Regions from separate parts of the Mus musculus genome. Here region 2 is linked to region 1. The links are chromatin loops, found by intact Hi-C in ENCODE. Cell type or tissue: left cerebral cortex. All regions are shown on one strand. Each heading gives the region's core, and the rest is flanking DNA. Links, peaks and the distances in the headings are about the cores only.

Region 1 (15,854 bases), core at 4,020-12,019:
TGAAAAGTTATTTTAGTGTGACAGGCATTGATGTTTTTCATGGCAAAAATAATAGTTATTACAGTCCTCTAAGCTTTGGGTTCTTGGACTTTTTCTGTCCTTAGTGGCTTTCTTTACTCCCCGCAATGTCCCCAAAGGTTTGGCTGTGGTTCAGTAATTAGCGTTCTAGGAAAGGTGCCTGAGTAGAGTCATGGTCTTTCTGGAACACTGGAAGCCCCAGGGAAGCATCTGGCTTAGCATTGGGTGGGTGGGACAGAGGTGGGAGGCTCGGGCATGGGTATCTCAGTGATAGTCTCCCGGCAGCTGTGCATTCACTCCTGAGCATCACCACGTGAACTGTATTGCACGTGGCTTTAGTTCTTCATGAAATGGTCATTATTTTTAAATGTTTTGATATATTGAGACTAGGTACCAGGCTTAAGTGTCTGTTCCTATTGTGAACAAATTAAACTAGATAATGGTGGACCTGATTTAGAGAGGTTATAGCTTTACTTTCTTTCCTTAAATGTGACAAATATATATACATGTGTGTGTGTGTGTGTGTGTATGGATATGTGTATATGTATATACACACGCACACTTTAACAGAATGTAATAATGGAATGTTTCCTGGGACAAATTGATAGTTAGATGCAAATGAAGAAAGCAAATCTAATTCCAAAGAAGAAATCGGAGGCAACATACTAAAATGTGCCAAGTTTAATTTCTGCATCTACTGTTACATATTAATCAGCTACTAGGACAAAGATACCTTAGTAGAGAAATAAAATTTTCAGGAAAATTGAGGCCCTGGGGAAAAATTATACCCATTGCTGTTTAGGATTTTTTTTTTAAAAGGTTAAATCCAGAAGTGAAACTCTTTAAAAAATGTACACTGTGTATGTGTGCACACACATATGCCTGTGTGTGTGTTCATGTGTGTGCCAATGCCTATTGTGTGTGTGCATGTATGCACATGTGGTGTGTATATGTGAGCACATATATATGCCCATGCTTACCATGTGTGTGTGCACATACATGTGTGTGCCCATGTCTACTGTGTGTGCGTGAATACATGTGTGTGTGTATGTGAGTGAGCACATGTGTGTGCCCATGTCTACTGTGTATGCGTGAATACATGTGTGTGTGTATGTGAGTGAGCACATGTGTGTGCCCATGTCTACTGTGTATGCGTGAATACATGTGTGTGTGTATGTGAGTGAGCACATGTGTGTGCCCATGCCCACTGATGTGTGGGGTACTCTGGGAGGTCAAATGTCTCTTCTCATCCTCTGCCTTGCTATCTTGAGGAGGGTCTTTCCTAGAACTAAGAATTCACTGCTTGGCTAGTTCTTAGAATCAGCTTTTCTCCAATTACCCTCCCTCCCTCCAAGAAAAAAACCCACTTGTTTAATATTTATGTTAATTGTGTATATTTATGAATATACATTGTACTCTTCATAACATCTATTTCCATAAGGGTATCTTTTCATAGCCAATTTGATATATTAAAAGAATAACAGATATTTACTACTTTTTTTTTCATATAAAAGGTTCTAACATCTTTAAAAACGTATTGAGGTTCTAGACTAAATTTTCAATTTTGTGTCATTAAATAGAAACAATACCATAATACAGCCAGGTAGACTTGTGACCATTAACATAATGGAGTAGCTGTAGCTTCCACTCAGGTCTGGATCTGTGGGTCCCGAGGTCTGTGCATTAATGGTTTGGAAGCCAGCGCGGTGGTAGTGGGAAACGGACTCTCAGGAGGCTGAGCCTAGTTGGGGTGGGGGGCGGGTGGCCCATGGATTTGTGAGACTCTGCCTTTTGGATGGGTGTGCTCTCTGGTTTCTGACTTTCCTCCCCCACGCACTTCGAGATGCTGCTTATCCAGCCTAGGACTCGAACGTCCAGAATGTGAGCCAAAATGAGCCTTTCGCTTTATTAACTAATTGCCTCAGGCATATTCTCATAATAACGCACTGCTGACGAATACAGGGCTTAGTGTAAACAGTTTCAGAGTCTGGCAGAGGGAGGATTCATGTTTTCAGAGCATACCTGCGGGAAAACTCTTCAACTTTCAAAATGTAATGTTTACAGTTGGAATTATCTCCTTCTGTTTGGTTTCCTGAGACATTCCTGTGTCTGCAAGTGTCTTTTACACCTTTCAAGTTTTATATTTATGAGTGATGGCTATCCCAATGTTCGTGGGACTGAGGGGTCCCTGAGCACAGCCTTCCAGGACTGGAACCTAGCTAATTACTCTGCCCTCAGGGAACTCAGAAAGATAAAATTCATTGGTTCTGATGGAGATTCTGACATTTAGCCTTACAGCTTGTGAACATATCTTTTGACTATTTTTTTGTGGCAAGCAAGAAATGTGCACAGAAAGATGCCCTGAGTTGGCTGTGTAGGGGCAGCTCCAGGAGGCAGGTTCTGCTGGCTTGAACCATCAAACTTTGTGCCTCCCCTCACCTTTTTTTTTTAAAACCATCAGGATCCAGTGTGTGCTGCTTATAAAGTCTTGGATATGTGGTCATTCACTGTGGCATGGTTGATCTACCAGAAACTACAGTTTTAAGGGAAACTGAGTCTTCCTAGTCCAGCAGCTGCCAATTGCTAGTTGTTCCTCCAATAGGGGTGGGAGTTTGTGTCTACCTCCCATCTTCATGCTGGGGTTTTGACTCCCTTCATCTCCTACAGGTCTTGTACACTCTCATTTGTGTGTGGGGCCACCTCTGTCACCACCTCTGGCTTTATACTCTTCCTGACTTCCTCTTCTGAAATACTCCCCACGTCCTGGGAGAGGGGCTATGCTGTAGATGCCCCGTTAGGGCTGGGTATTCAACAGCCTTTTGTTCTCTGCACTTTGACTGCCTGTGCAACTCCATGTTAATTACCGTCCCCTGCAAAGAGAAGATCCTCTGGTACGCTGTGATAAACAGACCCATCTATGGGCATAATGATAAGCTGTTAGAAGTCAGTTTAATACTTAGTCCATTTAGCACAGTGTCCTGGCTAGGTATTTTATTTTATTTTATCTTATTTTATTTTATTTTTTGTTAAGTTGACCCAAGGTTGAGTTAGCTGAGAAGATGGAGCTATACTGAAATGATGCCTTCCTTAAATTTGGCTTGTAGCCAAGGGCTTAATTAGTGATTGGTAAGGGAGGGTTCAGCCCACTGGGGGTGGTGCCACCCTTTGGCGGGCGGTTCCTGCATGATACAAGAAAGCAGGCTGAGGGAGGCATAGAAGGCAAGCGGGTGAGCAGCACTCCTCCATAGCTTCTGCATCAGTTCCTGCTTCCAGGTTCCTGATTGAGTTCCTACCCTGGATGACTTCCCTGGATGGTGGAAGCTGGAAGTTGAAATAAATCTTTTCCTCCCCTGTTTGCTTTGTCATGGTGTTCATCGCAGTAAGAGAAACTCTAAGATACAGAATACTAGTATTAGGTTCTGCCTGAGCCTACGACCTGTCTAGCCACGGGGTCTTGGCCCTGATATGAGTGTGAGCTATGATTTCTACTTCTGGAATAGACCTTAACTTGTATTATTCCCATGAAGTATGTGTCTACGGTTGCGCCAGTGATCTTGTTTCATCAGGCCAGTCGTTATTTTAGCTGACAGGGCTTGATGATGGGTACACTTGGCGATGGCTTTTCTCCTCTGATAGCATGCACTTGCAGCATCTTCCATGGTTATGGGGATATTGAGGACACAGGCTCCGTGTCAGTGCCAGCTTGACCTTCCCATGTTCTACGGCTCAAATGCATGGCATCTTCAGCAGTAGGATCTTACTGTCACGTTCTGGCGGGTGCGTCAGAGCATCGGCAACAGACTGTAGCACTTGGGAATCTGTGGGACCTCTCTGGCTACCAGCCTGGAGAGAGATGATACCTCCTCCAGAATTGGAATTGTTTTGGCTATCCTGGGTCTTTTGTGTTTCCATATGACTTTAGGACTCTCTCTCTCTCTCTTCTGGGAAAAATTAATTTTAATGTCGAGGGGTATTGTATTGGACCTGTAGGCTATTTTTGATAGGATGGCCATTTTTATGATCTTAATCCTACTAAGCCATAACAATGGGAGGCTTTCTATTCTCTGGTACCTTTCGGTGCCTTAAGGTTTTCATTATACAAGCTTTTGGCTTCTTTAGTTAGGTTAATTCCAATGTATTTTTATTGCAAACAGTATTATTGCCTTGTTTCTTTCTCTGTATGTCCTTTGTGTGTAGGACGGCTGCTCATTTTTGTGTGTTATGCTTGTGTCCTGCCACATTGATATGGATATGTATTAGCTGTGAGAGTTTTCTAATGGCATCTTTAGGGTCTATAGATCCATATCCTCTGCAGTAAGGATACTTTGACTTCTTCCTTTTCCATTTACATCCGCAGACTCTCCATCACTTGTCTTATTGTTCTAAGGCTGCTTCTTCTTCTTCTTCTTCTTCTTCTTCTTCTTCTTCTTCTTCTTCTTCTTCTTCTTCTTCTTCTTCTTCTTCTTCTTCTTCTCAAGCAGAATTGTTCTTTAATTAGATCAACTGAAGGACAGACATCGGTCTCCTCTACAGTGAATAGTGTGACCACCACGTGGCACAGGAGGCTTAGGATTTTATGGGGCAGAAAGGGGAACTTTTGATTGGAGGATGCCATCTGCGGGTCAGTTCCCTTGCAATCTCAAAGTGGTAGATGCTAGTGGCTGTGGGATATTGATGGGATATTCCTTATGAGAAAGTCCCTGATCCTCACAGCCCACAGATGCTATCAATCAAGACTGCTCGCTGCCTGGGGATTTCAGTCCACCTGAGACTTTGAGGTCATTAATCCTTTATTCCAGACCCAGAGGACAGAGAAAAAGGCAGGGGAGGTGGGGCATATTTTCTCCTTGGTTGATTCCGGCGGGAGGGGGGAAAGTGGAGGGAGGGATAGTGTCTGACCCCAGGATCTAGAGCCATGTAGATTGGGCTGACTTCACATAGCAGGACATTCTGACTTTATCAGCTCTGGTAAATTGTAGGGTCTAAGTTTTTTTGAGAGCTGGTGAGACAGAGAGGTTAATTGCTATAAAGAAGCCTTAAATACAACTGTTTTAGTTCTGGTCCTGAAAAAATGCCCAGAGTGGTAAGAAGGATGAGTTGGGTGGTCCATTAACCCACTTTTTCAAGGGTCACCCCAAAGTGCTTGCTGCTGGGACGGTTGACTCTTGTCTCTGCAGCCCCCTCTGGCTTGTATGCCTGTGTTCCCACAGGCTGTCTGGACCTCAAGGGGCCCTCTCCTATGACAGCAGCATTGGCACCTGTCCCTGGGCCTCATCTGCCCTGTCATGCTCCCTGAGGCTCAAGTGGACACTCTGTGATGCTACTCTGCAGGTCGGTGGGTGTCCACAGACAAGGCTTCAGCAGCATCCAGAGAAACACTTCAGGATATTGACTGATATTGGTCCCTATGGTCCTGACGAACCCATTTCTTTTGGATAAACTGCAGCCTGTGGAACTGTGGTGCAATGCTGGCTCGGGTCACAGTGGAGGCTTGGATGAGTGAGCACACATTGTGTGCACAAGTGCAGCCCTTGCTTCCTCTGCTGGTGGCACGTCCCGTTCTTGAACAAGTGTTGGTGACTCTTTGGGATCACTAAGTGGTTAACCCATGTGAAGGTTTCTCATTAGGGTCTGTCATACCAGGGCTGTAGCAGGCTCCACAAGGCTCTAGTAGGGACCCTTCAAAGAGGAACACAGAGTCTGGGATGCTGGGAACTTAACCCTGTCAGTTTTGCCCTTAAGCAGCAATATTGTGATTTGCTTTCATTTTAATGATTGGGGTGAAGGGCTGTGTAGTGCTGAACATTCCATGGCTGGACAAATATCCTATCCACTGACCCAGTATCTTATTCCCAAAAGGGACAAAGCTGGCAAAGTCATTCTCTCCAAATGACCTTGGGTGTTGCTTTTTTCTACTTGCTGTAAGGCCTGTAATTTTGAAAATGATAAATACAGTGAACCTAGATGTCTGAACATCTTTTAGAAACCATTGGAACAACTCCCTGCATTAAAAAAAACTCTGTTTCTGAGAAGGCAGGAAGAGGCTGGCTTGTGGTGATTTTTAGTGAGGTCCCATCTGCTCTGGGCCTTTAGCTGACTTTCATCCTCCTGGATGAAGAAATATGACAAAGCGAATCATCCAGTGGACCTGATGGCCTGCTTCAATATGAGACTTTATAGAAAAATACGGCTGATAAGCTGTCCTTCCTTGTGGCTCATGTGGGCACATGTAGAAACATACACACAGACACCCACAGAAACACAGACACACACAGAGAAACACACATATAGGCACACATAGATACACACAGAAATACAGAGACATAGACACACAGAGACACATACAGGAACATGCACAGAGAAACACACATACAAGCACATATAGACACATATACAGAAACACACACACACACACACACACACACACACACACACACACACACGTCCAGTTGACTTCTGCACCAGAGCAAGAATAACAGAAACAACTTCATGTCTTCATTTTGCACTCCAGCTTGTAGTGGGCATTTGGCCCTCTTGGAGCTTGTGCTCTGTGCGGTTCTTTCTTTACCCTAAATGTAGACACAGGCATCAGTCCCTCACATCTGCATGTTCCACAAGTACACAAGCAGCCGCCCATTGCTAAATAATATTTTTGAATGTGATTGCTGTGTCTTCCTATCTACAGTTAGATAGGAGCGAGGGTTCTTGGTGTGTTTTTGCACAGAAGGTTGACTACAGAGAACAGTCATATACTGTACATCTCAGAAAGGTATGAGGAAAGATTTTGATGTTTCAGAAGGTAAATGTTTAAGTCAGTTTTAACATGGTGCAGTGTATTTATGCATTGAAACACTGCACAATGCTCTAGTATATGTATAATTTTCTGGTATATCAATTTAAAAAATATTTTTTAAAAGTCGAATTCTTCCTTAATTGTTTTGGCAATTATGTAGGTCATTAAAATGCTTGACTTTTGGGAGTCTATAACATACTATCTTCTAGTTTTATAAGATCATAATCTAAAGGCAATACTTTCTGTCCATTTGCCATGCACATTTAAAAGACTGATAAATAATATAAAAGGTTTCTAACTAGCTAGATTAATTCATAGTAGGCCCAAATATGTGACAGACAATTTTTTACCATTTGCATATATATTGTAGGTAGATTTATGGACAATATATAATTGGAATCTTTATAAAGCTTCAATATATTTTCAAAGACTTAGAGGCACACCATGACACAAAATTGTTTACTAGATTTATAACGACATAGACACTGGTGTTCTTGGTATGTACGTTGAAAAGATATGTTAACTGTTTTGATGCTCTATGTGGAACCAGGATTGTGGTGCAGGTATATGTACAAGCAAAGAAAATTGTAGTATTTTATTTTATTTTCTATAATAGGATAGCAGGTGTTCCCTTCGGGAAACAGGAGAGTTAGGACCAAAGACTAAAATACAGGAGGCTTAGCACAAACAACTCCCAGGGCAGGCTAGTGGCAGGTGTAGGAGGCAGCACTATGGGCTGCTTCGAGAGTGCTCAGGACTGCCAGCTTCAGGGGCATTTGCTGAGGGCTTACTCCAGGGCTTCCATTGCTCTTCTCAAGTCTGCAGTGCTCACTGGTTATCTTTTGTTTTCAAAGTCTTCCTTTATACATCTTCTTTGATGTTAATGTTTACTCAGTGAGAGGGCTGGTACCTCTCTCTCAACAAGGGGGTGTGGCTCAAGGACTCCCAGGTTCCAGTGCCCAGCGTTCTATCAGTTCTAGTGCCATCAAACCATAGTTCCTAGTGTTTCTCCTAAAGGTGTCTGTACAGAGACGGGAGACACAGTGGCCTCTTTTGCCAGAAGAATCATGTTGCCCCCCTGTGGACGCCTTTGTTGTATAAGAACAGTCACTGCAGTGGAGTCTTGCTGGGGATGTCTCAGTGTTGTACTCGGAGTCCACAGAAGTCCCCAAACCTCCAGCACCCCTTCAATTCACCTCTCCATCTCTTAAAGTATCCGTCATGGCTGGAAGTTCCTCGTGCTTGGCTGACCATGAGAAGCTTGTTTAACAGGCAGCCTCCGGTCATTCATACTTTATATGATTAGGGGAAAAAAAGTCAACTGTTCTGGTTTTAAGTTCTGTGGCATTGAAGGGAACAAGGGTTGGAGGAGCCTGTGCATAGTTTCTGTGTCTGAGAGCTAGCCAGACAGGAAACTATAAGCTTCCCCACAGTGTGATGAGAGGGGGCTGGGAGTGGCAGACTGACCTATGCTCCCTTTGGCCACTCAGGCCAGAAAAGATGACCTGCCACTGTTGCAGTAAATCTCCAACCCAAATAAGCTCGGGCAATGAAAACACAGCTCAGCTAATATAAATACATGCTGTGCAACTAGATTGGGCAGAACTACCACCACACTACCATATTCCCCATCTATGAGACCCCTTAGAACTTGCAGCTTCTCCAGGCCATGTGCTTCTGCTCCTTCCTTCCTTCCTTCCTTCCTTCCTTCCTTCCTTCCTTCCTTCCTTCCTTCCTTCCTTCCTTCCTTCCCCTCCTCTTCTTCTTCTTCTTCTTCCTCCTCCTCCCCCCCTCTTTCTTTCTCTCCCCAAACCTTCAGCTCCACCTTTCCCTCTTTCTCCACCCAATCAACAGCTCTAGCCTTTATTTATAAATTAAAGTGGGAAGGTTTACAAGAAATCACCTGAGTGCTGACTCATTCCTAGTTCACAGTCCCTCACAGGAGAATAGAATTAATATCAAATACAATTAGCCCCAGGACTGTCCACAACATGTCACCAACCCATAGGACATTCTCTTTCTTTACCTAGCATGGAAGTTTCCTGAATTACACTGCTCCAGCTTTCTGCCTCAGTCTTCAGAAACAGCAAACAACTCGTTGTATAGAAGCTAACATTGGGAATGTGCCTTTTCTGTCAAGGAGGTACAGAGCTACTTTAAATGATAGTTTTATTAGAAATATGTTTCCCGCTTGCTGCTTTGAGCATAGACAGAGTATACTGCGTCTCCAACTCCAGAGCTGGCTCTTGGCTCAGTGTACATCACTGCTGCAGTAGTCCTCTGGTTACACTGGCCAGAGCCACCACTGGAAGCATGCATATCTGCATGGCTGTGCATGTGCACACATATCTGCATGGCTGTGCATGTGCACACATATCTGCAGGGCTGTGCATGTGCACCCATATCTGCAGGGCTATGCATGTGCACACATATCTGCATGGTTGTGCATATGCACACATATCTGCATGACTGTGCATGTGCACACATATCTGCATGGCTGTGCATGTGCACACATATCTGCAGGGCTGTGCATGTACACACATATCTGCATGGCTGTGCATGTGCACACATATCTGCAGGGCTGTGCATGTGCACCTTATTCTCACCTTGTCAGCCTGCTGTCTTTGGCTCCTCTGGCAGAGTTTCCCAACCGCTGGCAAGCAGGCATCAGGAACAAACAAACTCCCAGACTGGTGACCGGTAACAGACTCCATCAGCCTGTCCCCATGAAAGAATAAATCCATCTTACCAGTCTTGGCACAGATGTCCTTAGGGTCAAGAGCAAGCTGTAGATATGCACAGGGAATGAAGTGAATGCCCTAATGCAGCTAGGCAGTATGGCAGTTGGCAAGGGCTTTGTCCCCGTGTTTTGAAGTAGCTGAAGCATGAGAGGATCACATAAGCCTAGCGACACCAGGGCTTTTGTGAGAGCCTCTGGCAGCCTGTGAGACCTGAGCTGTCTGTTAGTTCTTGAATGTGGGCAGAGCCTTTTCTGGGTCAACAAGACAGCACACTCCTGCCAGGCCAGTGTCAATCATGTGGCTTGTCACAGCGGCCAGTCCTTTTGAGTGATACAGGGATACTGCTGACTACAGTACGATATGTTGGACTGAGCATGCAGCATGCATGCTAGGGGAGAATCCATATGGGCACTTTGCAACTGGTCTTCATTCACCTACAGGTCTGCTCTGGGACAACCACTCAAAGCTGGGGTTCCTAAAGACCCAAGAGGAAGGGAAGCTTAGGATACTTGAATCTTCCCAGTTCAGATTTCTTCTGGGTAGTATGTCTCAGAGACTGTGGACTGTCCTTAGACTGCTGGTAGATCATTGTCTCTGACAGAGAGACTGCCCTTGCCCAGGACCCACTTGTATCTACTTCTTCCCAGGGTACCTCCAGTAGCTTCTAGGAATGTAAGAGCCCCCGAAGCCCATCACACCTTTTCCTGTGGAGCCTCATTTATGGATAGTGTCTTAGTTATTTTTCTGTTGCTGTGATAAGACACCATGTGCTACGGACTGGCCTCAGTCAGCCCCCCTCAATCCATGGGAGAAATCAGGGTTCTGGTTACAGGTGGGCAGGGAGTCAGCGAGGAGAGTGACAAACAGACACGGACACAAGGAAGTGTGTATCTGAATGTAATTTGTCTCAAAGCGAGCACCAGTCTTTTAAGTGACTTTTACACAAAACAGAGGAAGGCATACAAAAAGCTAACAGAAACCAACTGAGATAAAAATCAATGTTAACAACTGGGATCAAAAGCAGCCCTACCTAAGGTCAGCTTATTCTTAGAAGCCAGGGGTAAGGGCTTCACGCCCTTGCCATAGTTCCAATTCTAGTCTATTGTATAGTCCACCTTCTCCCTAGGCATTGTAAATTCCTGTATATGGGAGTGACTCAGCTATCTATAGTTCTAAGTATTTACTCTAGTTCCTTCTTAGACCATAACCTTCCTTCTTCCTAGGTCATTGGAATACTGATGGAGGCTAATCTAACTTAGCTATATGTCAAAATCAATCCTTAGAGGCACTTATAATAAAACAATATTGAGGGAAAGCACACAGATCCGTTCACCGACTAAAGCAAGGACATTGGAGCATTCGTTTTACAGGATGCCACTGTTCCAGGAGAGTAAGTTTCTGTGAACTTTTCGCCTCCGGACTGCATCCAGGTTTCTAGGCCTGTCACTCAAGTCACTACTGGAGTGGATGTAGCAACCACGAACAAGGCAACTTAGAGATGAAAGCATTTATTTGGGGTTTACAATTTTAGAAGGTTAGAATCCATTCTCATCACGGCAGGGAGCATGACATCAGGCAGATAGGCGTGGTGCTGGAACTGTAGCGGAGCATTTACATCTCAATCCACAAGCACTAGGCAGAGAAAGAGAGATGCAGAATGCTATATAGATAGTATAGTCTAATTAGCTCAATCCTTGAAAGGAAGAACAGTGTTGCTTATCTTCACAATGCAGAATGGCCAACAACACTGCTCTTGTGCATTGAGGCCAGGAGTAACTGGAATAAGCACATTACTTGAATAAAGTAATCTTGTTTATTTCTGAAAAAAAAAAAAAACTCTATATTACTTTCAAAGCATGGTTGGCTCTAGCAATCTGACTCTACCTCTGTGGGAACCTAAGTCACAGGGAAGGGGTGACAAGAATGATTGTGGTTCATTGGTGACACATAGACCTCATTAGTCTTCAAACAGCTTTTCTCATTTACTTACTGGCTTGGGAAGATATGATGTGTACTGGTATGCAGATGCTGATGACTAGGGATGCCCATCATATCCAGACCCTGAAACTTAAGCGCACGCACACCCAGCTCCACTGACCTTAAAGAGCCTTTACTCCAATGAAAACACGGTTAGCAGCTGTAGGGTTACCTGGGAAGAGATGCGGGTAAATGAGTGGTGGCGAATATTGTTAACAGGTGTGAGACAAGCCTTAGGGCTTTTCTTGATTAGGTTATTTGAAAGTAGAGTCGTACGTGTGGGAATTACCTTCCTCTGGTGGCCCAGATGTAGGAGATCTGTTGGAAAAGCTTCGTTTTTTTGTGTGCTAACCTTTACATCCCGCCGACTTATTCATGTGCTCTGTTCCTGCTGTGGCCTCCAACACCATCTTTCACTGACATTGGAACCCAGACTTTCCAGCTTTCCACTGTGACATGAAGGCCATTGCTGTCCAGAAACCTTCCAGGCAGGCTTTCAGCAACAGTTTGGAACTGCTGCAGCACCCAGTCTCTTACATTGAGCAGATACTGGGTTCTCAGCATCTTGGAGACAGTGTAGAGACAGCCATTTTTGGACTACCCAGCTGGTATCATGTAAGGCAATCTAATAAGTCCCTATTTGAATATATGCTCATTCTGTTGGTTCTATCTTTCTGAAGAACCCTGACTAATACCATGGAAAGTGACTTTTTGTGTTTCCTCCTGAAATGCTGTTCTCTAGAGCACATTTCAACAGTTTAGTCTTTCTTCTTGGTAAAAAGATGTCCATCATGTCTGTATCAGGGATTTGCCTCAAGCTCTGCTTTTGAGCAGCCCTGCCCATGATCACCAGCCACAAAGGACAAGTAGCCCTCTGTGCAGTGTGAGCAGCCTTGGAAGGCTCTGGAAAGCAATATGGTTTCCTTTTCCCTTGCAAAGAAACATCTAGGAAGGCTCTGATTTTCTTGTGGAAGGACCAACATAGACATCCACTAGGCGTCAGGACTAAGAGTTAATATGGGTGGGGCCAGATGTAGTTGACAGCCCATCAGTGTTTAAAATGATTGACTGTGAAAAGAGGAGACTGCACAGGAGGAGGAAGACGACCCTTTGTGCTATCCTTTCTCTTTACAAACTTCAAAATCCAGATGTTGGGGATGAACACTTTAATACTAAAGCTAAGCTAGATACTAACCGTAAGGCTAGGGATACAGGACTTTGGAATGATGGGTGTCACCCCATATGGAGACAGTCTGATTTTGGCTCTTATTCAAGGAAGAGCCTCACCTGTGGGAAGCCACATGTGCCGTTGCAGGGTGGCGCTGGCCACCACGCATACATAGGCAGTAAAGTTTTTTTTGCCAAGATGAGGTTTTGAGAATTAACCAATCAAATGAGAGACAAGTTAACCAATCAGATGAGAGACAAGTTAACCAATCAGATGAGAGACATGTTAACCAATCAGATGTGAGACATGCAAATGAGGTGGTAAGCATAACCCATGCATAACCAATCCGGGTGTGAGGCACGCCTCTCCTAGGCCTATATAAGCAGCACCAGTTCTGGGCTTGGGGTCTCTTCACCTCTGCAATCCAGCTCTCCCAATAAACGTGTGCAGAAGGAAAGAAAAAAAAAAAAACTTTACTGCCTATGTATGCGTGGTGGCCAGCGCCACACTGCAGGCACATGTGGCTTCCCACACTCACCTTCAGATGAAGTGATTGATCTGAGGGTCCAGGAAACCCAGGGCTTTGGAAATGGAGGAGGGCCTATTCCTCTCCCCTTTCTTCTCTCCAGGTGGTATGCACAAGTGCATCTGTGCATGCATGCGTGTGTGCACCCGTGTGTGTGTGCACATAAATGTTCTCGCATGCATGTACATGTCCTGCCTCTGTGCCTGTCCTGTGATGTTGATTTATTCTGACACGATATGTCTCGTCTTTGGCTGAGTCTGTAGCCACAGATCATCTGATAGCACCTGGAACATCTGATGAGCAGTTGTAGGATTGTTTTATGAATAAAAACCTTAAATTGTTTCAAAGAGATTAACACCTAATCCTTTTAGTAAGTCCTAGTTCTCCTAGGGGGCTGGAGAAGAAAAGGGATAATGAGGTTGTCATCATGCAATTGAGTTACCAAGAGACACTTTCACGGCTAGACAAGCTCAGTCATTCTAGGGTGGTTGGGGATAGAAGGATAGCTGAAATCACCCACTGGGCCTGGGGAAATCCACAGGAACAGAGAAGCCACAGTCTCTTATTTGCTAATAGGACCCATTCAGTGGTTTGCTGAGGGGCTCTCTTAAGCCTGGGTGTCTGTGGCAGAACGTAGGGACAGAGTGACCTACATTTGAGGATGTTCTCATAGTTCCATTCATCTGTCCCTTCTGGCTGTCACCACTCTCATTGCTTTCCCAAAGAAAACAAACGTTTCACCCCAAGGGTAATGACAGCAGGGCCCTATTCCAATGTGAGGAGCGAGTGAAGAGTTCACAGTGGATTCCCTTCACTACCAAGGACAGCCCTGGAGCCCATTGCTCAGAAATAGATTGGGAAGCTTCCATTCTTTGGCATTTGCTTGTCCCATTAGCAGTATAACATGAGATGGCTAAACAGTGCTGGTGGTGTGTGTGTATGTATATGCGCTCTCGCGCCATGTGAGCCCACAGGAAGTAGTCTGATTGATTTTGTATTATCAAGTCACCTTCCACATATTTAGAGTGAAAAGTCTACTGCTATAGACAGTTTCCCACTAAGGATGCAAAATTGTATACACAAATTAGATAGTATGTTTATTTACAAGTGTGTACAAATAGCCACTTTTAAATTTGCAAGCTTTCATCTTTATAAGTCTTTGAAATGAAATTATGATGCCTGAATACAGATGTGAATAAAGTCCTTGGTCAGTATCAAAGTGTATTATCAATTAACACACCCTAGATTCCTCTGGTTTCTCATAGTAGTGGTAACTTCTACTACTACTACTATGTAGTGATAGTATAGTGATAGTAGTAACTATCAGGGAGTGGGTGGTCTGAGCTGGAGCCACTCCTTGACAGTTATGCTCCCAGTATGTACTGGGACTCTGGAATAGTTTTTACAATGGGTCCTCTCTCCAGATAGGAAACACACGCTTAAACAGATGAGAGAAAGCTTTTCCTTACACCCTTAAGAGAATCTGGCCAGAGAGCAGTGTCTAAGCACAAGCTATGAGCTTAAGGAAACCAAGCAGACCCAGGAGACAACCACTGTATCTCAGGAAGCATTGTGAGTCTTTTCACTGGGATCCTTGTAAAAGAAAACAAAACTCCATCTAATTTTCACAGGTGAGAACCTGGCCCATAGCTCTTGTGTTTGGCCACTCCCAGTTCGGGTAACCCCCTAGGGAGGGCTCCTTACCACAGCTGTTAGGGTGGGGTGAAGCTGGAGAGCCTGTGCTCTGAATTCTGGGATGTTTTAGTCCTGCTGAGGGACCCTCTTCTCTTTCTCACATGGTTCTATGTGCTCCTGCTTTTAGGAAGAATCACTCAGAACATGGAACGCTGGTCATGCCAGTATCTGCAGAGGGCAAGTCCACTGGGGGAAGGGGAGGTGACAGTGGCAGGGGGAGCTCAGGGAGCTACTGCCACCACACTCCCAGGTCTACAGGACAGACAATTTAGTGTCCTGGTTCTTGGTCTTGTTTGCCTGGTCTCTCCACTGTTCTCTATTGATATCCCCACAAAAGCCAGAGGCTGGGTTATTTCATAAAGAAAGGTTTCCTTATTTTAGTTTTTGAGGCTAAAATCCAAAATTTACCCTGCATGTCTAATTTCTGCTGAGTCCCCACCCCAACTATATCACATGGTGCATGTGGCATTGTGGTGGGAATGCATGGAAGAGGGAGAGTTTACATAAGACAAGAATAGGAAGTAATCAGGGGTCAGGCTCACTCCTTTATAGCATTTTGCTCTCTAGTGAGCCAACCAAGGTCTCAAAGAATGCTTTAAGTCTGTCCAGGGACAGATGCCTGAATGTCTTAAACTTCTCCTTCCAGGCCCTACCCCTCACAGGTCCATGTCAATATCATTACTGAAGGTCAAGTTTCAGGCCCCTGACTCTGTGGGGGCAATATTCAAACCCTATCCAAATGTAGCACCTGTTAATGTCCCTGAGACCCTGAGCCCTAGCCCTGATGGACTCAGTGGGTTCCTTGGCTTGCCCACATATCCCATCCAGACCCTCGAGCAGAGGAAAGGCCAGTGCAGGTGGAGCATGGTGATGCTGCCTGTGTCCTCTGATACTAAGGCTTGGTGATATTGATGATGTTAAAGGGGGCATAAAAAA
Region 2 (15,854 bases), core at 3,477-11,476, 93 kb before region 1:
TCCTCACCCAAAACCCCCTTTAAAAAAAATCTATTCCTTGTGAATTTCGAACCAGTGTGTTTTGATCTTGAACAATGATCATATTCATCCCCACCGCAACTCCGTCAAGGTCCCCGCCTCTTTCCTACCCTCACAGGTTTGTGTTGTGGATAGCCCCGGGGCTAATTATATTTGATGTTCATTCTGTTCTCCTGTGAGGGGTTGTGAACAAGGAATGAGTCAGCACTCAGGTGATTTCCTGTAAACCTTCTTCCTACCTTAATTTGTAAAATAAAGGAGAGCTGATGATTGGGCAGATAAAGGGAAGGTGGAGCGGAAGGTTGAGGAGAGAGAAGAGGAAAGAAAATAGAAGAAGAAGAGGATGAAGAGAAGGAGGAAGAAGAAAAGCAGAGCAGAAGCAAATAGCCTGGAGAAACCGAAAATTCTAAGGGGCCTCATTGATGTGGAAGATGTTAGTGTGGCAGTAGATCTGCCCAGTCTAGGAGCATAGCATGTATTCATATTAATTGAGTTGTGTTTTCATTGCCGGGGCATATTTGGGTTGGAGATTTACTGCAACAAGTTTGTAAGTTTGTGTCTTCTTCCCCCCCCCCCCCCACCCGACACCCATCAAGTCCATTTCCTGCCGCTCATACATTCACAGAAGTGTGGCCTTCCACTGGACTGTGCTTGATCCACACACTTCATGTCTACCTTCCTTCTCCATTCTGAAATTTCGTCTGGATTGAGCTTGTATTGTGCTTGTGCAAGTTTTTACAGCTGCTGTGAGTTGGTGTGTAGCCTCCCTGTTGTGTCTAGAGGATACTGTTTCCCTGTGTTCATTTACTGCCTCTGCCTCTTACGGCCTTTCTGCAATGATCCCTGAGCCCTGGAAGGAAGGCTGCTATATACTCATTCTCTTTATGGCTGGGCACACCACAGTCCTTTGGCCTGTCGTGGGCTCCTGTGTGAACCACCATCAGCTGCAAACGGAAGTGCCTCTCAGAAGCTATCGAACACCAATAGCTGCTCAGCCAATGGTGGGAATTTGTGTCCATCCCCTTCTAGACACACACTGGGATTTTGTCCGCCGCGAGCTTGCACACGTCTTGTGCACACTGTCACAACTGCTGTGAGTTCGTATGTACACCTGCCCTGTTCTGTAAACCATGTTTGCTTGAAGCTATCTACCACTCCTACTTCTAACAAAAAGACACCTGAGCCTTTGTGTGTGTGTGTGTGTATTCCCACTTAGGGCTCCCAACACTCCATAGTCTCACACTTTCTGTGTGTCAACCAGCTGAGAGTGAGACCCTTCTCTTAATGACAACTCTGAGGAAACTCTGAGACGGCTTTTCTTATCCTGAAGTTCCCCTAGGATGTCCACTGAAGCACATGTTAAAAACAAAACAAAGCAACACAAAACCTGGGAATACCTTATATGGTAAGAAAGATCTATGTATTTAACTACAGCTCAGAATAAAAACACTCTCAGCACAATCAGAATTCTAATCTCGCTTCGGGAAGATGCAAATATCTCATCCATGAAAAGATTCAGTTTCTCTTCCTCATGAGATTGATTAGTCTGCATTAGCTTCCCATATCTCTCATAAAATATTTCCCAGTTTCTTTGCCAGGTATCATACCAGTATTTTTAATGATTGACAATCACCCTTGAATGGTTAGAGGTCTGCTTCTGCCAAGGCACATATTCATATATTAAATATCATTTAATGTCAATTATGCGGTGATTACTCTGGGAGCTCTTTAATACTGTCTTCATGCATTCTGCTTATGACTATAATTTAAATCAGGGATTTTCTTTACTGTGTTAAATGTCTTATCGGCGCAGTGCTCCACCACAATAGCTGTACTGTGCATGCAAGTTTAAGTGTTTTTAACATCCTGAGCCAAACTTAAATGAAAATGGTTATATCTCCAGAATAAAGGAGAGAATTTATTATAAATCTCTTAGAGATTGCAAAAGAGAATGCAAGCAATTTCAGGATCGTTTTTAACACTCAGAAAGACTTTGGGATATTTTTTTCCCACCGTGCTATGGAGACTGTGGTTGGTAGCAAGCATCAACAGTAAAATAACAGTAAAATGTGTGCTCTTCACAGTGGAATAAATGCTAATTGTTTGTTAAGATATCCTGGCTTAAAAATATAACTCAAATTCATTGCTCAAATTCATGTCAAAAAACTTCCTTAATTTTTCCATGTTTCTATTCCCCCATCTGATCGGATGAATCTTGGCAATAAGACTTTCCAATTGCAGGGGCCGGTCCCAAAGCCCAGCAGAGGGAGAAGTGGAGGTTGTGACCATTCACCCAGGGTACTCATGGGATCTATGCAGTGTGGCAATCCACCTTGCTACTGCCCATCTGTGAAAGATGGCTTGGATGTCCAGTGCATGTTTGGCTGGCTTGACTCAGCCTTACTCTAGGAGGGAGTCTCTCCCCTCAGGCCACCTTCAACCCAGAGGCCTTACTCTCCTCTCAGGCTACCTTCAACTCAGGGGCTTTACATGGTGGCACAGTTTGAGGTCACCATGGCACACTCAGCCATTGGTCAGGGGAGGCAAGGAAGGAAAGGTGGTCAGCCTCAGCTACCTGCTTTGCAGATCTCATGACAACAGTGGGACATTGGACCAATCTGCACTTTTCTTTGGGTGGGTGACTGCTGAGTGTTCTGAATAGTCTGATCTAGGGCAGGTCGGTTAAATAAACAGAATCTTAGGGAAGGGCTAAGGAGGCTGTGGAAAGGATTCTGCACACTAAGAGATAATGGAGGCAGTGGCTTTTGTAAAGCCACAAAGAAAGGCCTTCTGGGCCTCCTCTGCCTCCCTCCCACCCTTAGTAGCAGGTATGTTCTGCCTCTTCTTCCTCACATAAAAAACTCCTGCTCTCCCTTTCCCTGTAGCCTGACCTACACAGTAAAGAGGGGAGTGCCCCAGCCAGGCAGCACTCCACTTTGGATAGCACTCTCAACTTAAGTATTCAGTGGCCTGGGAATATAGCTCAGTAATAGAGGGCTTGCTAATAATGTACAGCATTCTGGATTCAATTTACACACGCACGTTCACACTTGCGCAAGCACACACACACACACACACACACACACACACACGCCCACATTTCAATGGTGAATAACAAATCTGAACAACTTGAAAAATGAAGCCTCCAGCCTTTGTATTAACGCACCCCTTGTACATTTCAATTAACTCGACCTTACAACTTCTATTTTGCAAACTTGAGAAATTGCCTCCGTGGCCAAAATAATATCTGTGTTAACACTGAGACACATCTGTAAGCCATTTTGTAACCCAAAGATGGGGTGTTCTAGGCAAGTGTGACTGATAAGACCCCCACTGCCAGCTAGCCCTTTCCCTCCCATCTTTAGCTTATCAAATGGAAAGGCTCCATTGCTATTTTCTGAGAAAAAACCCTGGCTTCTCTCCCCGCTCAAGTTCCATCTATCACCTTCAGTGAAATAACTTCCAGATTCACACCCCATCCTGACCGCCCTCCAGAGCTGTGTGTGACTCATACCCCTAACTGCCAGACGTCTGCACCTCCTCACCCTTCTGAAATCTCAGACCTGGTTCTGAAATAAAACTCACTTGATGGCCCCTTAAGCTGGTCCCTCTGGATTTTTTTTTTTTTTTTTTTTTGGGTCAACTGTAATCCTCTTGCATCTGATAACTGACCTGGAAGTGATAAATTGTGGGTATTACTGTATGCATTCAGCAAGTATCTATTGAGTGCCTACTGTGTGCACAGCACTCTGTGTATAAAAGTGGAAAAGTTTACAAACCAGAATCAAAGACTGAAACAACTCAGGTAGAGGAAAGGGGGACAAATCCCCTGTGTCAGCTGGAAAGGAAGGACACAGCCAGGATGCTAAGAACATGAGCAGTTTGCCAGATCAGGGGAAGGAGGTAATACAGATTGAGTGCACACCATTTGCTCTCCATTTTACACTCTGCTGGTGGGCCAGAAGCACATCCTAAGAGGAGGGGTGGAGATCAAGCAGTTAGCTTGGGAGGAACGCTGAGGACTTTCAGTAGGCATGTAACAGGGACATAGAGAGAACACAGTATGTAACCAATAGATCTACGAAGCCAGGCATGGTGGCACACATAAGCAGGAGGATTGTGGGTTCAAGGCCAGTACTGGTTGCATGGTATGCTGGAGTATGACGGGCAAAGAACCTAGAGTTTTGATGATCAAGGGCTGGATGAGGAAATTTTTAGGAGAGAAGGGATGGGGCATCCTATTTTCCCTTCTAAATAGGGGACCAAAGGCGATTGGTCCGTGTGGCGCGCATGGAGGTATAGACTACTCTGGCTACCACCTTTCACGTGTTTCCTGTGGAATTACCCTCAGACACGTAGAGAACTAATCTGTTATCACCACTCTAATTCTCAATCCATCTAAATTAACTACCATACTTACAATTAACAAGATGAAGCAAACATTTCCTTCCAATATGTTATCCAACCCCAGGGATTTCGAAGGCCTCAGACCTCTAAGGAGATGAAATGTCTAATTATCCCTTCTGTAGAAGCTACACCTGCCCTGGGCTTCCTGTATCCGTGAGGCAAATTCTACTCATGATCTACACAGCTCGTCTGTATGGTCAGCTCTGCTCTCTTGAAAGCATCTGGTTAAGTGAGGGGGGGCACATTTATCGAAGAAATGCTGTTAATTCATTCATTCATCAAGTAGATCACTTGGGTGTCTTTTCAGCAGAAAGGCCAAATGCCTACTGTTGCACTTCAACACAGTGACCACTGTCTCAGTTGGGTGCTTTCATTGGTCTCTGGCTGATAATCAAACAGGTATCAACTAGAATTCTCAGTCACAAATGCCAAATGGCAGCTTGGGATGATTTCAGAGAAAGGAATTGTTTTTAAAAAGTGGAGACAGCTCTATGATCAATAAAGCCGGCAGAGCAATGGAGGCTACAGCTGAGCTCATCACCACAGTCACGGACGGCCTGGAGATGCCAGTTGAATGCTTCTGCAATCAAGCAGGCGCTGCCGGTCTCCTGCCTTGTGATGTCGGTGGCTCTGGAGGCTGCATCTAAACCCCTCCTGCCACCTGTCAGAGCATGGCTGGTTGGAGAAACACCGTTAGATTGGCTGAGCCTAAGTCACATCTCCCCTCTTTCACTGGAAAAACAAATTCCTGTCTAGCACCAAGTGGAGAATGTAAGAACCAAGGTGTTAGCGTCTTGGTAGCCACAAGCTGCACAGCTGCCCCACTCCACTGCCTTTAAGATTCTTCTTCTTCTTCTTCTTCTTCTTCTTCTTCTTCTTCTTCTTCTTCTTCTTCTTCTTCTTCTTCTTCTCCTTCTCCTTCTCCTCCTCCTCCTCCTCCTCCTCCTCCTCCTCCTCCTCTTCCTCCTCTTCCTCCTTCCTCCTCTTCTTCTTCACCTTCTTCTCCTTCTTCTTCTTTCTGTCCCTTGTAACTCCGTGGCTCAGGCCTCCAGCTTCCTTACCACTTTCTGGTTCCCAGAATTGGAAACAATCTTGCAAATGAGATCTGACAAGTCCGAGGTCTGATGGGACTCTTTCCTCCTGTATCACAGCCTGTAACCTTACATTCAGGCATCTGAAGACTTCATGACTTTCCTCTACTGCCAATGCTAGATGGACGACACATGTTGGCTCACAGTATTCTGGTGGTTGACTGAATTCCCAGCTATTTTTATATGAATGGCTGCAAAGCCAGCTCGTCCATCACTGACTTACATACTTGGCTTATTGAACATGTGAAACTTTAGCCAAGAAACCTAAAACTGTATTCGTAATGCTTCAACTATTTAGGCCACACCCTTGAGTTTTTTTTTTCTTTCAGACTATACTGGAATACTTCAACCAGAACTTGCGAACTGGAGCTCTTTGGGCTAATTTAGTCACATATTTATTTTTGGTTGAATTTGAAAACAGAATTATTTGTCGACTGTTCAACATACTTACAGAAAGTTAGGCCTCTAATTCTCTTAAAAGACAGGAAGATGTCGCAATACTTGACATCGTTTCTTCAGAACAGTGAATGAGAGATTGCCACTGTCAAGGAGTCGTCTTCCCTTGGAAGGTGCAGGTAGCACATCACAGGGTGGAATCTAGCTGCTGACCTGATTTGCATGCCCCGCCCAGCCTTCACTCGACTTTGGCAACTGGGGCTGACAACTGTGGGAGTGGGCTGTGGTGGGTGCTGGGGCTGACCGGGATCACAGGAAACCCAGGCACTATGGGTCCAGTAGCTTTTCATTTATCCATCTTCACTGTGGTTGTACATAATGAGGGACTCAGAGGACAGACATGTCCTGGGCTCTCAGGACATCTTTTTGCTTTCCTAGATGCTTGTTCTGGGAACCATACTTCCTTTTCTGTGCCACTTCCAAGGGTGCTGCCAGATTTCATACGGTTTTGCTTCTTTCTATAGACACCACCTCAGAGGACAGCTGCTGCTAGCTCAGGCTAGGTTACAGGACTTTCAAACTTCTAGTAAGACCATGAAAGTATCAGATGCCCATCTTGTCAGTGGGTGATGCTAATTTCATGCTATACTGCTGGATCCAGTACAAGCGGCAGTCATATTTTCTATCATGCGGTGACTGGTGCCCAGCGCACGGTGGAGGGAAGGAGGAAGCCACCACATATACAGGGGAAGAACATGGCTTAGGAGAATCTGCCTGCACTAGTCTGCCCCAGCCCTTAGCCTGTAGTCCCCTAAGATTACTTTTATTTTGCACCTTTTAAAATTCTCCTAAGCTTTATTTCTCTCTTGCATCCAAAAGCACTCAGGCTATATCATCATGGACAGCAACTTTGTTCTTTGTTCTTTGCACACACACCCTTTCCCGGGTCCTGATCACCACTCATAAATCAGGCATTCTGGACCCTCTCACAATTCCCCTTGGGTGTTCCTGAGCAAAAGTCACTCACCTCCCTACCCCCTTCATAACAGACAATAGACAGACATAGGCAATAATAGACATAGACAGACAATTCTATCTTATACCCTTGCCAATACTTGTGTAAATGATACAGAGATCGGCTGGGACAACTCTATGCTCCTGGGAATTTCCAGAGACTAGCAGTCTGATAGGAACTCAGGATATCTGGAATTGGGGTGCTAAATACTGCATTCAAATCATCACTGGATGAGATCAAGTCACTCTTTCGATCATTCAATGGATATTTACTAAACACGCCGTGTGGAAGATACTACTACACTGTAAGGGACACGTGGCTTATAGGCAACCGCTCTGCTACCATGTGGTCTTTTTGCATTTGGGTTCTGTGGTCACAAAAACCACATTTAATAAAATGGCTTCATAATAATGAGAATCAATTTCCTTACCCGTGTAATGAAGTTAAAGCAATTATTTCACAGGGTTGTTTAAGAGCATTAAAACAATGCAGATATTATGTTGGCATTTAAGTATCAGCAAAATTTTTTTCTCCCTAAAAACGAAGAAAAGTGACATTCAGCTTCACAAACAACAGGGCAGCCCAACCGGCAGGAGGGGCATCCACACCACTTTGGATGCTTGCCCTGGCATCTCCCAGCTGTGCATCATCCAGCTTTCTGGACCTTTGCCTGTGCGGGGCTCGAGAGCGTTGGGAACACGAGGGGCCCACCAGGGGGCAGCACACGGTAAGAAATCTTGTACACCGACCGCAGCCCACCGCCAAACTTCCCTGCTGCTCCAGGTCCTCGTACGTACTTCCGTCGCTCTGACGCTCCCAGAACCCCGGGCATCGGGAAGGAGCGCACATTCCCCCTCTTTTGAGCCTCCCGAGGAATATTTGGAGCTGGGTTCATCAGAGCTCACCAGAGCGGGCGCTGGAGTCTTTCACCGCGCCGCCAGGGGCGCGGCGCTCGGCCAGGGTGTGCTGGCGCGTGGGCGGCGGCGTCAGTCACACATCAGTGATTCTGGAGAGGGCAGCCGGCTTCCCGAAGGAGTAGTCGCGGCCCCGGCAGCCCCCGACCCGGCCATCTCCAGCGACTTCCCTTCTCGCCTCAAGGGACACCCCCGCACCTATACCCACAGCTGTCACTTGGGCATGCTGGCAGGAGAGGGGACACAAGCAAGAGTGCTCCCTGGAGTCGTCCAGAAGGATGCCTGGGTGTCTGATGCGTCCTCCGGCTGCTCTCCAGCGCTGGCTAAGAAAGCAGTCGGGATGATGCTCCCAAACTTTCCTTCGCGGAGGCGTTGAGAAGAAACGTCCCTTCCTGAAGCTCGCGGAGAATCCAGAGTCTGGCGTCCAGAGGGGACAGGGCCAAGCCTGCGCAGGGGAAGTTCTCCGGAGCCCCGGAGGTGGCCTAAAGGGAGAAGCTCCAAGGCAGGAGAGGTGTCCGTTTCCCAACACCCCCGCAGTGACTGTGACCTCTGCGCGTCCCCCGCACATGGTCCCGCGACCCAGGGACGAGATCCGGCTGAGCTAGTTGAGCAAGGCGGCGGTGCTCTGGCAGCCCGAGGGCGCATGGAGGCGCCGAGGGGGGCGGTGCGGCTCGCCTGCGGCGCGGGGGAGCGTGCACGCCGCGCCCCGGTCTCCCTGGGGACCTGGCCGGCCTCTCCCTGCACTCCCCGCTGCTGGGCTCCCGGGCGCGGGCGGCGCGGCAGCACAGGTGTTGCCCGCAGCGGCGGTGCGCGCGCGTAGGCTGATTGGGCTCGGCTGGCTGGAGTTGCCTCGGGGCTCCGGAACTCCGGTGCCTGCCTCGCGGGCAGGCTCGGCGTGTCACTTTGCAAATCGTGGAGGCTAGTGCCTCGGGCTGTCAGCACGCGCCGCGCGGGGACCGAACCCTGTTTATTGACGGCGACTGCCCGGGCTAGGCGCAAATGCCCGCTCTCCTCGGCGGGCCGGGCTCTGGCTGCTAGACTTAGGCGGCTCGCTGGGCCCGCGCTGGCGCCTCCCCCATGCTGCTTGGGGCGTCCTGGCTGTGCGCGTCCAAGGCGGCGGCCACCGCAGCTCGGGGCGAGGGCGAGGACAGGCAGGGTGAGCAGCAGAGGGGGGCCCAGGCGAGGACTGAAGAGGATATGGACGAATCATCGCTGCTGGATTTGCTGGAATGCTCTGTGTGCCTGGAGCGCCTGGACACTACGGCCAAGGTGTTGCCATGCCAGCACACCTTCTGCCGACGCTGTCTGGAGAGCATCGTGTGCTCGCGCCACGAACTACGTTGTCCCGAGTGCCGCATCCTGGTGGGCTGCGGTGTGGACGAGCTGCCCGCCAACATACTGCTAGTGCGCCTGCTGGATGGCATCCGCCAGAGGCCCCGCACGGGTGCCAGCCCGGGGAGCAGCCCTCCCGCGCGCCCGGGCCCCGGTACGTTCTCAGCGCTCGCTGGTGGCGCTGGAGGGGCGACAGGCAGTCCCCCGTGTTCTCCGGTCTTTCTCTCAGCGGCCGCAGGCAGCTCTACCTCCAGTTTGTGCGACGTGGCGACTAATAGGAGTGTGCCAGTGGCTAAGGTAAGAATGTATCCCAGTGACATGGCGCCACTGTGTGGGAATGTGTAAGCTTGTCCGCACGTGTATGTGCAAGTAGTTTGTGATTAGAAGTAGAGGGACTAGCCGTGGATCCCCGTGGCCCACTCGTTTGTTTTATTCTTCTTTAACAACTTCTCTGTTTCCCAGGGACTCTGCCTAGCTGTCAGTTCCTACTTTACCAGTTCTTGACTACATCCCATCACATACATTCCTCTGCCCCACATCCTTACTTCAAACTTCTTGTGGGCACCTTAAGTCGCTTTCCAAGCTCAGTCCTTACATCTTCTCCCCCAAACCTGTTCATATGTGAGGCAGAACCCATCCTCTCATTAGGTGGACATGCCATCTGTCCTGCCGTTCTCTACCACTTCCATTTTGACTAGGCTGGCCGGTCCTGTATGTCTGTCTGTTGATCCATACATCCATCCACTCATCTATCTTTAACTTTGATCACCCCTCCAATTCTCCAGAAACAACCATCTTTTGCCACACCTCCTCAGTCCTGCTCTTCCCTCTCAGACCACCAATTGGGGACTTATTGCTTAATGGTTCACTGGTTCTGATCGCTGACCGGGAGTTAGCAGTCTCTTGCTGCTTAGCCGTGGAGGACAGGGGAGAGGGCAAAGTGGCAGACATTGCCCGGAGAGTAACTACAGCTGCCCCAGAAAGAAGGACTTCGCCTAAAATCTTCAGGAACACTTACTCTGTCTTACTCTTAGGCTTGGCACTCTCTAGTCAAGCTTTGCTTGTGGGCTCTTAAGCAGGGTTGCTTTCCCAGGTGGACAGTTGTTTTTAATTTTCGTTATTAGATTTAGCACGGCCGCATTATATAGACTTCACGACTTCTGTTTTTGCTGGAGGACGTTTTGTGGATGGCTGAATTTGAGTTTTCTATGGATCAGGAAGAGAGGGTCGGCAAAGACATGCAAGGAGTATGCATGCCTTCTTAGGATGGTCACTGAAGGATCAAAATTGAAATTTGGCTTTTAATTGTGATTAAATCTAGCCATTTGCTTCATTGGAAGTTCAGAAACTTTTCTTTTTTTTTCCTTTTCCATTTTTAATTAGGTATTTAGCTCATTTACATTTCCAATGCTATACCAAAAGTCCCCCATACCCACCCACCCCCACTCCCCTACCCACCCACTCCCCCTTTTTGGCCCTGGCGTTCCCCTGTACTGGGGCATATAAAGTTTGCGTGTCCAATGGGCCTCTCTTTCCAGTGATGGCCGACTAGGCCATCTTTTGATACATATGCAGCTAGAGTCAAGAGCTCCGGGGTACTGGTTAGTTCATAATGTTGTTCCACCTATAGGGTTGCAGATCCCTTTAGCTCCTTGGGTACTTTCTCTAGCTCCTCCATTGGGAGCCCTGTGATCCATCCATTAGCTGACTGTGAGCATCCACTTCTGTGTTTGCTAGGCCCCAGCATAGTCTCACAAGAGACAGCTACATCTGGGAACTTTCGATAAAATCTTGCTAGTGTATGCAATGGTGTCAGCGTTTGGATGCTGATTATGGGGTGGATCCCTGGATATGGCAGTCTCTACATGGTCCATCCTTTCATCTCAGCTCCAAACTTTGTCTCTGTAACTCCTTCCAAGGGTGTTTTGTTCCCACTTCTAAGGAGGGGCATAGTGTCCACACTTCAGTCTTCATTTTTCTTGAGTTTCATGTGTTTAGGAAATTGTATCTTATATCTTGGGTATCCTAGGTTTTGGGCTAATATCCACTTATTAATGTGTACATATTGTGAAACTTTTCTTTCTTGCCCATGTTGCTTTTAATCTAACATCAGAATTAAAGACTTGTATTTGCAAGATCTGTTTGTTGCTTCCTCCTGCTTCGGTAATTAAATGACTTTTGGAGCTATGATTCTGGTGAGATGCTTGGGCCTTTTGACAGCTGCTGACAGATGAGGGTCCAGCGCACCTTGAGGAGTTGTAGTTGGCTTGGAGCTTACGGAAGCCTCTGATGGGGAGAAAGGCACAGCCTCAGAATTAGCTCCTGGACTAATTCTGTTCAGAGCATTCCTTAGAATTTGTCTGCCCACAAGGTGGGAGCTTATAGCTTTAGCGTGAGTGCTTGAGTATACGGAATTCATGTTTGGACTTGACAATTTTGAGACCCCAGTTGATTCTGTGTGGCCACGTACTCCATGGTTTAGGATATCCCCACTTCTGGGAAATTGAGAACATGTTTTCTTTTTGTTGTGTCAACTAGAGTGCAGGCTTTCCCTCATAGTTGTCTCAAAAGGACTAAGTTCAGGTTCTGGGGAACAGCCAGAATTAAGTCTAGTGGTATTTGATTGTGTTTAGAAAGCAAAGTAGCCGAGGCAGAGGTTTTAATATCTGCAGCTTTTGTTCCCTGGTTTCCAGTAGCCATTGGGTTCTCTCTTGGTCAGCTTTCCGGCCTTGTGTGCTTCCATTACACTACCACTGTGGGGTATTAGGTCTCGATGAGCAGTCTAAGGGACAGTGATGGATGTGACAGGAGGCAGAGACTGAAAATGTGTGCTATGCAGGTGTGAGCCACCTGTAAGCTGAGAAGACAGAGACGAGCTAAAATCGCTTCCAAATGGGCTCTTGGTACTCCACTGTCCCTGAACTGATTGTCCCTGTACTGATGGTTCCCAGTGAGGCTGCACTCTAGATATTGCTGCGTGCTGTTTAATATGCTGTTTATTGATCTGCTGTTTAATAATCGGATCCCCATTCCATCATTTTAACAAACACCAGATCTGACTCAAAAGTAACCATGAATACATCACATTTTTCCTTTCTTAATTGGAAGCTTCTCAGATCTTTTGGGCTATAGGAGATACATAAACTTTTATATTCTTAACTCAGTTACAGCTGAATTAGATGTAAAATGTACTGCATTAGGTGTAAAATGTACTGAGGTTTTCTGTTTGGTTTCATTTTGCAGGTCACAAATGGAATGCATCCTTCTGAGCAGGGTAGGGCTTGGCTGTCATCAGCACACTTAGAGTCCCCTACCTGATAAGCAGGGCCTCTTAACTCTGTTCTCACATGAATGATTTGAGACGAGGCTTTAAAAAAAAGATCAGTTACTGATGCTGCTCCTAGAAATTTGTACCAGGTTAGGAGTGGGATCATTACATAGTTTGGGATCATCAATCGCTTCATTTGCTGGTAAATACTGTCTCTGTGCGGTTTCTTACAGTGATGTGTAAGTCTGGCTTTGATGATAACTGTAAAACTGTTGAAATTACTTGTGCTGATCATAACAGAATTAATTATGTCATTCTATTTATTATATCATTTATATCTTTATTATTTATATAGTATATAATTAATGTGTGCTGATTTTCTCAACTTTATTGTTTTGAAAGTTTTGAGAGAGAACTTTAATGTTATATATAAAACCCGAACTGTTATCAATTGGGTTTTATTAGGGCAGTCTAAGAGTTACCTTGGTGGGGATGTAGCTTGGTGACACAGTATATGTCTAGTATCCCAGAGATTCCATCTACAGCAAACTAATCAACAAACAGATAGACAAGGATTCTGCTGAAAGGCTATCATGACTTCAAACTGAGTCACTTGGAGATTAGGTTTTTAATGTGAAGGATTTAATAAAGACTTAAGTATGTGATGATTCCTACGTTAATGAGCATTTTTATTTTTGAATGTTCTTTGTCTTTATTTGGCGTAGAGAGAACCTATTGACTAGTTATGTTGTGCCAGTAGGTCATCTTGGTCTCTTGTTATGGACCTGGCCCAAGGAAGTGGGAAAGAGAGCTGTTCTTGGCTCTCAGGAGGCCGCTATGGGCACTGGCTGGCATTCCTGCAGCACTCCACGAGGTTTGAGAGTAAAGATATTTTCTCAGGCTAAAGGGCTGTGGAAAGTTTGACAGTTCCTTTGATGACATAACAGTAGGCTCAGTTGCTAATTAGTTTGTTTATATCATGTCTTCCCACCTGCCCCTCCCCTTCCTCTGTGCTGAGCTGGAATGGATGGTTAGGTTTCATCCATGGCTACATATGTGTGGGCCTCATCCATGCCAGCCAGGTACCGAGCCACTGAGTTTCACCATGGGCCTGCATTGTGTACCTTTTTGGCTTTGTTGTTGTTGTTGGTCTTGCTTAAAACAGGGCCTCCTGAAGCACAGATTGGCCTTGAATTGCTTATGTATCTAAGCATCATTTTGAACTCAACTTCTTGGTGTCTCTCACCTCCTGAGTGTACTTGGATTCTGAGAGAAGCCAGATAACCCAAAGGGTAGCAGACAGCTGGTGACCTGAGAGCTCTGCCTGTCTGCTCAGGATGCCATGAGGGTGAGAATAGTACTTCAACAGTACTTCAGAGACAGCAATGTTTGCTGCTTGGTTTTTTTTTTTTTTTTTCTGGTGGTTTTTAGTGGATAATCTAAATTACCATTCACTTCGAATCTATTGTACACCATGCCTTACAGGATATTTTTATCCATTTTTGTTTAAATGTTTTGAGACATAGTTTCACTGTATGGTCTATACAAGCCTTGAACTCTTAATCCTTCTGCCTCAGCTTCCAGGGTTCTGGTGTTATTAGACTGCTATGTGCTGCCATGTGTGGGCTTTCTGTTCTTTACCAAAGCTCTGTGAGGTAGCTGGTTAATTGAATACCGGCGAGACGCACTTTGGGTTGAGTGTGTAACTGGCTTTGAGGTGAGAGGAATCTTCTTATTCCACGACAAACTGGCTAACTGATGGACACGGTTCCAACAGAAGTAGCACTGACCTCATTATTTGGTTCACCCCAAATCAAGGTCACAGATGCTCTTCAAGCTTAAGGCTGCTATTTTACAGATGTGGGAAGAGTCGTAGAGCATTACAGTGGCGGGGACGTTCCTTCTTCTGTTGCGGTTTGAGCATAGGTGACAGGTAGCTCTGTGCAGTGGTTTGGCAGCTCAACAGGGGTTGCAGGGGTCAGGCAGACCAGCCGGGCCTAAGCAGTCACACATGTCCACCCTGCTTTGCCACTGTGTCGCTTTTACCTCCAGCCCCAAACTAGCTTTTGAGAAAGGCAGTTGCTGCAGGCAGCACCTCGGCATGACCGCAGCTAGGTACAGAGAATGGAAAGGCTCTCTAAGTGGACAAAGTGTGGTTTGGTCACCTTCATATACTTCCCCTTGCATCTTGGGACTGATGCTGCAGTGTAGCTGGGGACTTTCCTCTCATCATCTTCTCCAGACCTGAAGCCCAGGACCTCCCCTAGGCCCTGTGGGAGTCCTTACTGAAGGAGACAGAGGAAAGGGGACTCTGTGATGCCCAAGGGTGGCACAGAGGTCAGGAGCTCTAGCACAATAGTTTTAATTCTACCTTCCCTATTTTCTTATGACCTGTCTGGAGCAAGTAAGTTACCCACATCACTAATGAGGTTTCCCTCCTAGGGACCCTGGAGGGATCCAATGGACCCTGCTAGTGAGTACATTTGGGATACTAAGTTAAGGGTGTATGTGGCGAACTATTTGTGCATATGGACAGGTAGGTCTCTCTCTCTCTGTTTGTATATGTGTGTATATGAGTGTGTATCCATGTGTACATGTATGTGTGTGTGTGTGTGGTGTCACTGGTGTCACACTTTGCCTTTAGGTTCAAAGACATCCTGTGTTATGGAGATTGGGTCATGGAGCATCAGTGAACATAGAAGCCCAATGGTTACTGGAGTGTTCTTCATGTTTTCCACTGCCCCATCCAGGTTTTATGTCTTATCACAGACAGTGGCCCTGATCTTTATAAGCATCATTAAAGTGAAGAGTAAGAGCCCAGTGACAACCAAAAAAAGCAAGACTACCTGTGGCTTTAAGTGAGACTGCAGGGGAGGACCATCACAGGGGAGGATCATCGCAGGGGAGGACCATCTTGCTGAGTTGTGGCTTCAGCTGGCTGGCAGCCTCTCCTGAAAGCAAGCCTACATCCTTGATCTGAGGGAGTGGGAAAGCTCTGCAGTTGCCTGGGACTGAGCCCCTCCTGTGGTGGGGCTGAGCAGAGTCCCTCCAGCCATTTCCCCCTGTGAGCATCCCTTCCATCATTTCCCCCTGTGAGCATGGCTGAATTGGTTCTCAGTTATGTGGTTGTTTCTGATGAGTATTTCCGTTCGATCTCTATTTAGTCCTATCTCTTACAGCCAGCACAGTCACACGCCAGGTACATTTTTGAAATAAAATATCAGCGAACACTTAGCTAGAAGAAAGCGTTCTTCACAGGTTCTCTTGAAGAGGCCAAGGTCAGTTTTTATCAGGTTTGCTGTGCATGGGAGATCTTCCAATTTGCAGAATGAGAAATGCATACGCCATGGGCATTCTATTGGAATTTTAATTAACCTTTAAAAAGAGGTTGTCAGGCTGAAGGTGTTGGCAGC

The links. Peaks named below come from ENCODE experiments on the same cell type or tissue, not always from the same donor. Only the 100,000 strongest peaks of a DNase experiment are listed, where the experiment ranks them.
Region 2: it touches region 1 in a loop (2.6-fold over the local background); 2 of 42 quality-filtered maps call a loop at or near these places.

What each region holds. Positions count from the first base shown.
Region 1 is chr10:58,897,568-58,913,421 of GRCm38, forward strand. The region is part of intron 1 of Sh3rf3 (SH3 domain containing ring finger 3); the gene reads left to right. Among named protein-coding and RNA genes, the nearest start is that of Sh3rf3, 92 kb to the left of the region's middle. In left cerebral cortex, for the core only: a CTCF peak has its summit at 7,881 (motif pointing left); DNase peaks (open chromatin) are centred at 6,124 and 7,871.
Region 2 is chr10:58,804,657-58,820,510 of GRCm38, forward strand. Sh3rf3 (SH3 domain containing ring finger 3) reads left to right here and starts at 8,703. Exons shown (of 10, transcript NM_172788.3): 1 at 8,703-9,470. The coding sequence starts at 8,919. In left cerebral cortex, for the core only: CTCF peaks have their summits at 7,646 (motif pointing right) and 7,845; DNase peaks (open chromatin) are centred at 3,491, 6,612, 7,695, 8,110 and 3 more places; H3K4me3 peaks cover 4,163 bases; H3K27ac peaks cover 1,875 bases.